Linked DNA regions of Homo sapiens: all the other regions are linked to region 2. The links are chromatin loops, found by intact Hi-C in ENCODE. Cell type or tissue: heart left ventricle. All regions are shown on one strand. Links, peaks and the distances in the headings refer to the core of each region. The heading gives the core; the rest is flanking DNA.

Evidence for each region. A loop is a pair of places that touch in the nucleus more often than their neighbours do. Peaks named below come from ENCODE experiments on the same cell type or tissue, not always from the same donor. Only the 100,000 strongest peaks of a DNase experiment are listed, where the experiment ranks them.
Region 1: a loop joins it to region 2, with 1.8 times the contacts of the local background. A loop is called at or near these places in 11 of 110 quality-filtered maps.
Region 3: it touches region 2 in a loop (1.8-fold over the local background); 9 of 110 quality-filtered maps call a loop at or near these places.

What each region holds. Positions count from the first base shown.
Region 1 is chr2:25,097,800-25,100,299 of GRCh38, forward strand. The region is part of intron 3 of EFR3B (EFR3 homolog B); the gene reads left to right. Among named protein-coding and RNA genes, the nearest start is that of EFR3B, 57 kb to the left of the region's middle. RefSeq lists a silencer at 1-83. In heart left ventricle, for the core only: no CTCF peak of the experiment used is centred there; a DNase peak (open chromatin) is centred at 1,312; H3K27ac peaks cover 1,313 bases.
Region 2 is chr2:25,037,331-25,042,992 of GRCh38, forward strand. It overlaps EFR3B (EFR3 homolog B), which reads left to right and starts at 4,746. Exons shown (of 23, transcript NM_014971.2): 1 at 4,746-4,989. The coding sequence starts at 4,983. It overlaps DNAJC27-AS1 (DNAJC27 antisense RNA 1), which reads left to right. Exons shown (of 3, transcript NR_034113.1): 3 at 1-2,364. RefSeq lists enhancers at 3,754-4,703, 4,704-5,652 and silencers at 4,610-5,229, 5,360-5,439, 5,550-5,662. In heart left ventricle, for the core only: CTCF peaks have their summits at 4,115 and 4,851; DNase peaks (open chromatin) are centred at 4,751 and 5,421; H3K4me3 peaks cover 1,727 bases; H3K27ac peaks cover 1,360 bases.
Region 3 is chr2:25,088,053-25,090,552 of GRCh38, forward strand. The region is part of intron 1 of EFR3B (EFR3 homolog B); the gene reads left to right. Among named protein-coding and RNA genes, the nearest start is that of EFR3B, 47 kb to the left of the region's middle. RefSeq lists enhancers at 352-1,351, 1,352-2,350. In heart left ventricle, for the core only: no CTCF peak of the experiment used is centred there; a DNase peak (open chromatin) is centred at 1,299.

The DNA.
Region 1 (2,500 bases), core at 1-2,500, 57 kb after region 2:
AGAGCAGGGGAGGGAACAGCAGTGCTGGGTAAGACTCGCTCAGTCGACAGTGACCCCTGAGCATTGATGGGTGCAGAATGCCATATAAGACGCCGTCAGGATCCCCAGTACCTGGAGCTCTCACCCAGCCAGGACCAAGCCCTGGCGGATGGAGATGGCCATGCCAGAGGGTTGAGCTTCTCTAATCTGAGGACCCTGGCCCTGGAGCTGACCCAGTGGCCCTCCTAAGAGATACACATTCACCAGAAGGACCCTGAACCTGACTGGAGGATGGCTGACCTTGAGATAGGGATACCGCAGACCCCTACTAGATGAGGAGGGTCATCCCTCCCTTCCTGAGCTGAGGTCAGCCCTCTCTCCCTACTTCTGGACTCCTAAAACCCAGAAGATTCTGTCTAGGAGTGGGCTGACCAAATGCACTCAAACTGCCTGGAACAAGAGGTTCTTTGTCCAGGCCACTGCTCTTGAGCGATTCTTGTGCAAATGACTGGCCCTACTAAAGCTGCCTCCCTCATCCTGCCTGCTGACCCTAATCCCTGACCCTGTATCTGCCTTTCCTCTCCAACTAAGCCTGGTTCCCAGACTTTACTCCCCACTCCTCCTTTCTTAGGCCAGTTCAGATTCTCAGACCTGTTATGACTTTGTACCTCTTCCAGGACACCCGCCCCAGATCAGATCTCTGCTGGTAGTAATCTTCTAACTCGGGGATCCCAGGCTCTATTCCTTTTGAGTGTGTAACAGATTAGACACACTCGAGAAGATTACAATAAAATAGCACAAACATGGAGAGCATTAGACTCGGGGCTTCCAAGGTCCCATTGACTTCGAATTATGTAAGATGCTTTGAAAAGCTCAAGTTCATAATTATAAACATTCCATCCTTACTATTGGGATCAGAGATGAGGAACAAAGGATCATGTGTTCAAAGAACTGGGCCTTATACTTCTTTACTTTTCAGTTTCACTTCTACCATAATTTTCACCTTCTACCAAAATGGAAATTTTCCACTTTCCACTCCTGGTAAGTAGCCAATTTTTTTTTTTTTTTTTTTTTTTTTTCTGTTGCAAAGGATGGTTTTTCCATATCAGGAATTTCTGGCATTTTTTCAGGAAGAGGAAAAGCAGTAATCTAAGCCCTGGGGCTCACGAGGCCTTGAGTTTCTTCTCTTGCCCAACCCCACCCCTTCCTTTACGTCATGTAAACACTGTAATAATGGTGAAATGCTGCAGATCCCTTCATACAGAAGGACGCTGGGATGATTCGTAAGGGAAGAGAATCCCATGCTGCCTGCCCTCATTTCCTACCCGCCATGCTTGGCTGCCTGAAGGTGTCCAGGTCTCTCTGCAGCCAAAGCCTGTCCCCTTTGGAAGGGCTCCAGCCCAGTCTGCTTCCCAAACCCTGCAGAATTCAGTCTCTACACAGTGGACCTGAAACATGCTGGGACTGGGTCTGCAAGGCACAGCAGGTTTCCTGGATGGTGATTGTGATGGTCTCTGAAGGGCGAGGCTGCAGAGCCAGGAATGGCTGTCCTGGGAGCAAGGAGGAATGGTAGGCATGGCTCCCATTCACCAGAGGAGCTCAAAGAGCCAAGGCTGCCTTTGTATTTGAAAGACATTCTGTGGATAGAGCACACCTTGATCCATATGTGGGTGGGCCCAGAGACAACTATTTGATAATACTTTTATTTAATATCATTAAAGAATCATTTAATAAAAGTTGACGCGGCTATTCTAGATAAAAGAAATAAACATTTTATAAAAGTGGAAAAGAAAATTTCAGCATTTAAAGGCTGTTTAATTTTCTGGTTGCTTGGTATAGAAGTTAGCTCAAAGGTAAGTAAGAAATAGCTGATGTCTTAAAAAAAATTTAGAAGTCATGACTGCTGTTAATTTTTTTTATGTTTGGATTTGCAAAGCTAGCTCATGTCTGAGGCAGTCTGACTGTGCAATATCTGAAACTGGGTAGCTGTCCCAGGAGGTATCATGGAGCCTTGAGTTGTAGCCTTGAAAGAGCTCCTGAAATTGTCCTATAGTCATCCTCCCTGTGCTTTCTGTTCACCCAAACTTTGTTTAAAAAAAAAAAAAAAAAGATGAAGACTAGCTAATAAAGAATTTTTAAATAGGCTGGGTGCAGTGGCTCACACCTGTAACCCGAGCAATTTGGGAGGCCGAGGTGGGTGGGTCACCTGAGGTCAGGAGTTCAAGACCAACCTGGTCAACATGGTGAAACCCCATCTCTACAAAAAATACAAAAAATTAGCCAGGCATGGTGGTGGGCGCCTGTAATCCCAGCTACCTAGGAGGCTAAGGCAGGAGAATCGCTTGAACCTGGGAGGCAGAGGTTGTAGTGAGCCGAGATTGCGCCATTGCACTCCAGCCTAAGCAACAAGAGCAAAACTCCGTCTCAAAAAAAAAATTTTTTTTTAAATATCTGCCTAACATTCAATGATGGATATGATTTAGGTCAAGACATAAAGAAGAACGAATCTTTTAATTCATCC
Region 2 (5,662 bases), core at 3,163-5,662:
CTCACCTAAATGGCTGACTTCTGTTCAGCACCTCTTCATGGGTGCACTATTCTGGAGAGGGAGATCCTAGAGTTCCCACCTTCTGTTTGTTTGTTTTTGTTTGTTTGTTTGTTTTTTTGTTTGGTTTGTTTTTGTTTTTGAGACAGAGTCTCGCTCTGTCACCCAGGCTGGATTGCAGTGGCGCAATCTCGGCTCACTGCAACCTCCGCCTCCCAGTTTCAAGCAATTCTCCTGCCTCAGCCTTCCAAGTAGCTGAGACTACAGGTGCCTGCCACCACGCCCAGCTAATTTTTGTATTTTTAGTAGAGATGGGGTTTCACCATATTCACCAGGCTGGTCTTGAACTCCTGACCTTGTGATCTACCCACCTCGGCCTCCCAAAGTGCTGGGATTACAGGTGTGAGCCACCATACCTGGCCAGCCCTTCTGTTCTAGACTGTGAGCCCGAAGACTGCATTCTCTCCCAGGCTCAGTTTCCTTATATACATAATGCCACCGTGGTCAACCTCTACAGCATCATTTCCTGCACATATTTTGTCTAAACACCTTGACTGCACCTCAGAGAAGCTGGGTATGGGCCGGATTCCTTTGCCATTTAATGCATACAGCCCGCAGAACAATGTTGTCTGCTGAGCCCCTGGGGGACAGCAGAGAATTGGAGCCTCTTTTCATGGTTCTCACAGGCCATGTGACACACAGATGGGAGAAGCTGGCATCTGCAGGGCCAAAGGCCTCTGGCCAAGGCACCCATACCAAAGGGGACAGACTGGCCAAAGCAGCCTTATCCCTATCTCCTTAGGAACCACATTCTAGTGGGATCTGTTTGGTGATACAGGTTGGGAGCATGGGTGGGGAAGCCTACCCCAGGCCTGATTCAGTCATGAGGATCCAGGAGCACCCTCCAATGGCTGTTGCTAACTACAGTTGCCAGATAAAACTTAGGTGGAATCTGAGTTTCAGAAAACAAACAAAAAATGTTTTTAGTATGTCTCACCTACTGCCTGGGGCGTACATTACAAATCAGTCCTTATATATTTGAAACTCAAATTACATTGGGCATCTTGTATTTTTATTTTTTTGAGACAGAGTCTCACACTGTTGCCCAGGCTGGAGTGCAGTGGCGCGATCTCGGCTCACTGCAACCTCTGTCTCCTGGGTTCAAGTGATTCTCCTGCCTCAGCCTCCTGGGTAGCTGGGATTACAGGCGCCTGCCACCATGCCCGGCTAATTTTTGTATTTTTAGTAGAGATAGGGTTTTGCCATGTTGGCTAAGCTCGTCTGCTAACCCTAGAGCTGACAGGAAGGCTTTTGGGTTGGGCGGTTTTACGGGGAAAATACTCTGTAACAGCGTTTTTCCTTTACTCTCACATCACAACAATCAACGCAGAAGAGTTATGACCAAATGTCGGGGTGGGGGGGGGGCGTTTCCCCACACACCAAGCAGCTGGGTGTCCTCTAATGCAGTCTGACACTGAAAAGTAGTGTCAGATCCCACATTGGAGGGCTCAGTCCCCAAGACTGTTCCCCCAACACCAGTTGTAAGTCCAGACCTCCAGAACTTCTGACCAACTGGCTTCAAGTTGGGGTTCCCGTGACTCCCTCTTCGGGTTCAATTAATTTGCTGAAGTTGTTCAGAGGGACTGAAATTTACAAAGGTCAGAGATGGTAGAGGAAAGAGTATGGTAAGTGTGGTGTGCAAGCCCATCTAGTGGGAGCACAGTTGAGGAGGGAACAGGAGGTGGAAGCCAGGTGGGAAAGGAAGTCTGGGGCCCTGTTGGAAGGACCTTGAATGCTGTGTTGTTATGATAGACAGTTTTCCTCCATGATTCCTGGCTCATAACTCCCATAGCCCTTGTTACAGTCTTTTGTTGTAATATTGAGTGTGTTAGGCCACAGGAAACAGACTCTCTCCTTCTCCTGCCCTCCTTTCACCTGCCCCCAGGCAGGACTCTAATCTTTCCTGGACTTTCCAATGGTTGTTCTTAAGACCATTCCCAGAGAGGTTCCCACCCTATACCCCGGGGGAAGGAATGCTGACGTTATAAAGCTTTCATAAAAACCCAAGCGGACAGGGTTCAGGGAGCTTTGGGATAACTGAACACATCGAGGTTCCTGGAGGGTGGTGCCTGGGGGAGGGCTTGGAAGCCCTGTGCCCCTCCTCCCACACCTGAATTGTTTTTTCTTTTTCCCTTCATGAAACTCTTCCCTGCTCCTTGTATGTGCCTCCATAGTCATTATAAGATTTTATGATAATTTTTACATGTCTCCCCGCTCCTAAGTACCTTCCACAGTGTCTAGCATGTCATAGGGAGTGATTGGTAAATAGCTGATAGAAAGAACAAATTAAACTATCAGCCTTGTGAATTTTCTAAATAGAGGTCTGTACTTCTCATGCAGAATTGACTATGTTTTTTTCCTGCCCAGTAATTTTTTTTTTTTTTTTTTTTTTTTTTTTGAGACAGTGTCTCACTCTGTCGCCCAGGCTGGAGTGCAGAGGCACAATCTCAGCTCACTGAAATCTCCGCCTCCCAGGCTCAAGCGATTCTCCTGCCTCAGCCTCCCGAGTAGCTGGGACTACAGGCATGCACCACCATGCCCGGCTAATTTTTGTATTTTTAGTAGAGATGTGGTTTCACCATGTTGGCCAGGCTGGTCTTGAACTCCTGATCACAGGTGATCCACCTGCCTTGGCCTCCCAAAGTGCTGGGATTACAGGTGTGAGCCACCACGTCTGGCCTCAAGTAATGTTTTTATCAGTATTCATCTGGAATTCCCTGCTAGACCTTTCATTCTTTGAAGACAGACACTGCATTTCCTTCTGTACTGTAGACACCAATGTTTCATGAGTATATTTTGTGTTGAGCAGAATTGTGGGAAGGGAGTGTCTCTGGGTGATCATATCAAGCTAGAGCTGAGATTCTCCTTCCTGCTCCAGTTCAAGTCTGACTCTCAGTCAATCTTAAAGCCACCTGGCCTGGTCCTGGAACTGAAGAACAGAGACAGAGGTTATTTGTGAGATGCAGGGAGTGTGTGCCCGGGGTAGGGGGGTCTAGACTAAATGTGTGTTCCAGGAACCATCCCAGGGTTTCCCTTGGGGCTGGCATGCTGCTAAGAGAGTCAAAGAGGTCAAGGAAGAAGAAGAAAACCTGGAAACAGCAAGAGAGTGGGGCGCGGGCGGGAGGTGGAGGCCCAGGCCAGAGAAAAATAGGAAACATAAGTTTTGAGTGCAACAGACTGAGCACTGTTTCAAGAGTCTGGCAACCTGGATTCTTTCTCTGGCTCTGTTCCTGCCTTGAGCCATGAAGGAAGGAAAAAATATACATGAGTGCCCACTGTGTCATTTCATGTAGATTTTATTCCAGTTTCCCAACAGTCCTGCAGGAAGCTGGGGTTGAGAGAGTAGATCATTGGCCTACAGACACACAGCCCAGCCTAACAACATAAATTAACCTCTCAACGTTAAATGAAGTAAAATGAAGTTCAGTTCTTAAGTATCTTTAAGTTCCTTTCCTCTCTAACTTCTACTAGTAGAATATTTCTACCAGTAGAAAAAAACAAAAGAAAACCCAAACAACTCTCAACCATGGGCCAAGAGAAACTAAGAAATCGATATTGAAAGGCCAGGAGGGGCAGGAGAAGTGGCTCAGGCCTGTAATCTCAGCACTTTGGGAGGCCGAGGCGGGCGGATCACTTGAGGTCAGGAGTTCCAGACCAGCCTGGCCAACATGGTGAAATCCCTTCTCTACCAAAAAATACAAAAATTAGCCGGGCGTGGTGGCACGCACCTGTAGTCCCAGCTACTCTGGAGGCTGAGGTGGAAGAATCGCTTGAACCCAGGAGGCGGAGTTTGCAGGGAGCCGAGATAGTGCCACTGTACTCCACCCTGGGCGAGAGTGAGACTCCATGTCAAAAAAAAAAAAAAAAAAAAAAAAAAAAAAAAAAAAGACGGGAACGTGTGCAATGTAAAGAAGGCTGGATGAGAAGCCCAGGGAAGTCCTGAGCTAGCTTAGGAGAGATCTTCAGGTGTGGGCGTAGGCATGAGCCGCTGCCTCTCTGTGCCTGTTCCTCATAGGGTCACGGCAGGTGCAGAGCTGGAATTCAAGTCGGCGCTGGGGCTCAGCTGGAGAGGATCCTGGCGGCAAAGCTTGCGAATTACACATATAAATCAGGGAGAGGAAAAGCAAGCGGACTTCCTGCAGCCCTTGGGGGTTGGGAGTGGGGTGCGTTTCCTGCGTCCCTGACCCGGGAAGGACGCTGTTTGGTGGTAGCAAGCACCTAGCCAGAGAGTGGCTGGGCACCTAGCCAGAGAGTAGCTGGTAGGGCGCAGCTGAGGGCTGGAGGGCTTCATCAGAGAACGGCGCTCAGCTAAGGTACCTAGCCAGGAGAGGGTGGAAGTCATTCCCCAATTCCCATCCTTGCGCCCCCCGGCTTAGCCCACGCAGCCTGGACAGAACTGGAGGAGGGGTGCACCTGCAGCTCTCAGCGCCCCGGCTGACCTCGAGGACCCCAGGTTAGGGAGAGCTTCCGAGCGCTCCGACAGGAGCAGGGAGTTGGGGTGGGTAGCTCCGCAGGTGCACGCTGCGGCCCTTAGGGCGACAGCCTCGGAAAAGGCGCATCTCCGGCTGTGGGTTTCTCGGGGGCGGGGCGCAGGGGCGGGGCGGGGCGAGGGGCTCGCAGAGGCCTCGGGTTGGCCGAGCCGGGAGGGAGGAGCATTAGTATTAGCATAGCCCCCGCCCCCTGCGCGCAGCAGTGCCCAGCAACCCGAGCGGAGGCGGCCGCTGCAGCCCGGCGCTGAATGGGCTGGCGGCGCCCGGCTCCGTCCTGCCCGCGGCCGGCCCCCGCGTCTGCTCCCTCCCCGCCCGGGCCCCTGTCGGCCGCCGCCAGTCCCCGCCCCGACTGTGAATGAAAGGCGGGCGCCGCCGAGGGCTGGCTGGGAACGCCGCAGCGACGCCGGCCTCTCGAGAGGCGCGCGCCCCGCCGAGATGTACGGTAAGGAGGGCTCCGCGCCCGGGCCCGGGCCCGCGGGGGCGACTCCGCAAACTTCCCCGGCGCGGACCATTGTCCCCCTGCACGGCCCTGGCGCGGGGCCAGGCCGCTGACCTGGTGCCCGGCGGGGCTGTTGCGGTCGCTCTGTGCGCGCGCGTCTGCGCTGCGAGGACAAAGATGCCTCGGGCCGGGGACCCTGGGGTCCTCTCCAGGCCCGGCGCGTGCCGGTGCTGGGCGGTGGTCCTTCGGGGGGCGGAGGCTCAGGGGAAAGCGGGTCTCCCGGAGCCGAGCAGACCGGGAGTGCTGGAGGAGGTGGTCGTGTGGCAGCATTTGCGGAATTAACAAAAGCGGTTTGTGCCTGGGAGTTTTCTGTGGGAAGCCGGTCCAGGGCTGAGGGAGACGCCCGCGGCCGGTCGTCTGCGCGGCTCGGAGAAGGCGGGAGGCGGCGCCGGCGGCGCAGAGGCCCGGGGAGCAGCCAGTGGCCGAGTCTCGTCTCGCCCGCCTGAATGGACTCGGCCTCTGCCTGCCCCTGCCGCCCCGCGGGATCCAGGTTCACCAACTTCCAGATTTTCCCTCCGCAGTGATGAAGGGAGGAGACGCTGCTGAGAGGGTGCAGCACAGCCCTGACCTCTCCCCGCCTCCACCGCCATCCCCTCAACTGCCGTGCAACAGTTAG
Region 3 (2,500 bases), core at 1-2,500, 48 kb after region 2:
AAGTGCACTGCCTTGATTGCTGAAGCTTCCTCGTGCACTCGTCAGTCCCTTAAGCTTCACCTCCTCTTCCCCTACCGCATGGCAGCCACTCCACTAGTGGCCTTCCAATGGCAAGTCCCATGGATTCTCTCCAGCGTGCCTCTTGTTTGTAGCTCCATTCTGTTGTGTGAGCTCATGTTGTGTCACCTTTGCACTGGGGTTTGTAGAGTTGGTGCTGAGGTTCTGGCTTTGGGAAGGTGGCCAGACAGGAATGCAGGTTGAGGTCAAGGTATTGTTACTTGCAAGTGTACAGAGCTGCCTTGGGGAAGTGGCACGTGTTTCAGACCCACGTGGGAAATCGGATGGAGTCTGTGTTCTGTGATTCTCAACTCTTAGGCCTTTGGATGTCTAAGGGCCTTGGTCGCTGTGGCCAAGCAAGTGGTCAGTGGGATAGCCCTGCTAAGATGTACCAAGCCAGCATTGACCAGCTGGCATGGATGGAAGGGCTCAATGGCACTGGGCCTGGGGGAAAGCAGAAAGGGGCGGGCAGCTTCCAGAACCTTCCTGGGGCCTGACAGTCCTGGCCCTGCTATAAGTGCTTTATAGCCCTGGACTGGCTCTGGTCTTCTACCAGCCATGTGGGATAGCCCTAGCCCTGTTATAGAGATAGGACACCCATGCATAGAGAATGTTGTTACTTGTTCCAAGTCACAGTTTAGGAAGTGGCAGTGCCAGGATTTGACCTGAGAGCCCATGCTGTTGGCCACGCTGCCTCCCTAGCCCCTGCCCTCAGAGGGCTGAAGAGGTTAGGAAGAAAGGAAAGACAAGAAAGAAGTGTTGGGGAGTAAGTCGGGAAGCCCTCACCTTCCCCTGTTATTCTTTAGGCCTTCTTACCTCCTTTCTACTGGTGCAGAAAGGCCCTGGGGCCCTGCCTGGGACTGGTTCCCGCCCACCATGGGCCCTGTGTGGTGGCGGCTCCTGGAGGCCTCTGTGCTGGGGAAGGTGCCTTCCCTGGAGGGCCTGTGGACCAGAGAGGGAAGGATATAGCAAGGGGTGGCCTGAGGAGCTCCCCTTCTGGAATACAAGAGAGCAGGAGGCAGCAGCCTGTCTGGTTTTCATTTGAGAAGAACTGAGTTGGTGTCCCCAGACCAGGACTGTCCCGGCCTGATGTCTCAGGGAACCCTCTCCAGCCAGAGTAGCTGCACTGACAACCCCACAGCCCCCTTGGGGCACTGTGTGGAAGTTTCTACCGTGAGTACCCAGGATGGTATTGAGCTCTCTCCTTGACAAGCCTGGGTTCTAGCAGCTGTGAGCTTGGCCTTTGTCCAGCGCAGGCCTCAGCTCACAGGCCCTTCAGAAAGTTTCAAGGCAGGAACTGACACTACAATTTTTTTAGTCCTAACTTCCCCATGTTTCTATTTCCTCACTCCCTTAAAATGCAAAAGGGCCAATGTTCCTGGTTTAGGGACTATGACTAGGGAGGCTGCTGGGAGAGCGTGGAGCGTGTGCTACCTGGGCACCTTGGAAAGACACATCCTGGCAGCTGCGCCAGGCAGAAGACTGGGCAGCTGCAGGTTTAAACCCTGGGCTTCCAGGCCCAAGAAGGGGGACTGGGCCCCTGGGAGCTGTCCCATCACAAGAAATAACCCTGGATGCCAACCAGAACCCCAACACCTTTTCTCAGGCAGGGGCAGGGAGAGGGTGAGGAGATGCCAGGAACGAGGTCGAGCAAGGAGGCTGAACCTGGAGAGCCTGGGCATGCAGCCCGCCCACTGGTCTGCCTGGTCCCTTCTGTGCTGGGGCGGGTGGAAGCTGAGGGTGGTGGAGGGGATCACAAATAAGTTATCTGCCCCTGGGTGCCCGCCATCCTCTTGGTGCCCCATGGCTACTCCAAGGACATGCCCATCCCCAAACCCAAATCACCCCAGAGCCAAAACTACTGCTCTTTCCTCCTCCAGTGGCACCCACCCCATCCCCCTCCCAATCAAAACTCCCAAAGAACTCTTTTCTCCGCCCTATGTAAACCTCTTTTGTGATTAAAGTAATTCCCAATGAAGGAACTCATTCTTTTCTGAATGACCTGTAGGCTTAATCTTCCCACGGCACATTTGCATTTCAAGTGGTGTGCTTGTACAGATAGAATTCATCTTTAATTGGCAGAATGAAGGGGTGCTTACTGGGCGGGAGGGAGGAGGTGGACTTTCCCAGGCCCCCCGGGCCCCTCCCTGAAGTCCTCCTCTCTCCTCCTCCATGCCCGCCCGCCCCCTCAGTGAGGGGTGAAGCTGGGTGGATTTGGAAGTTGACTGAAGAAGTGCAATGGCTATTATTCCTTTACTAATTAAAACTTTTTATGGTGAGACCTAGAGTTGCCAACTTCTAATTTTGCCAGTTTGTTTTATCAGTGGTTTCCTAACACCATCACTTCACAGAACCAAAACATGAAGGAGGAGGTCACTTCAGTCTTCTCAATGGAGTAAATTTAGCTTTACACAAACATACCACAGGGTTGTTAGATTTTTCA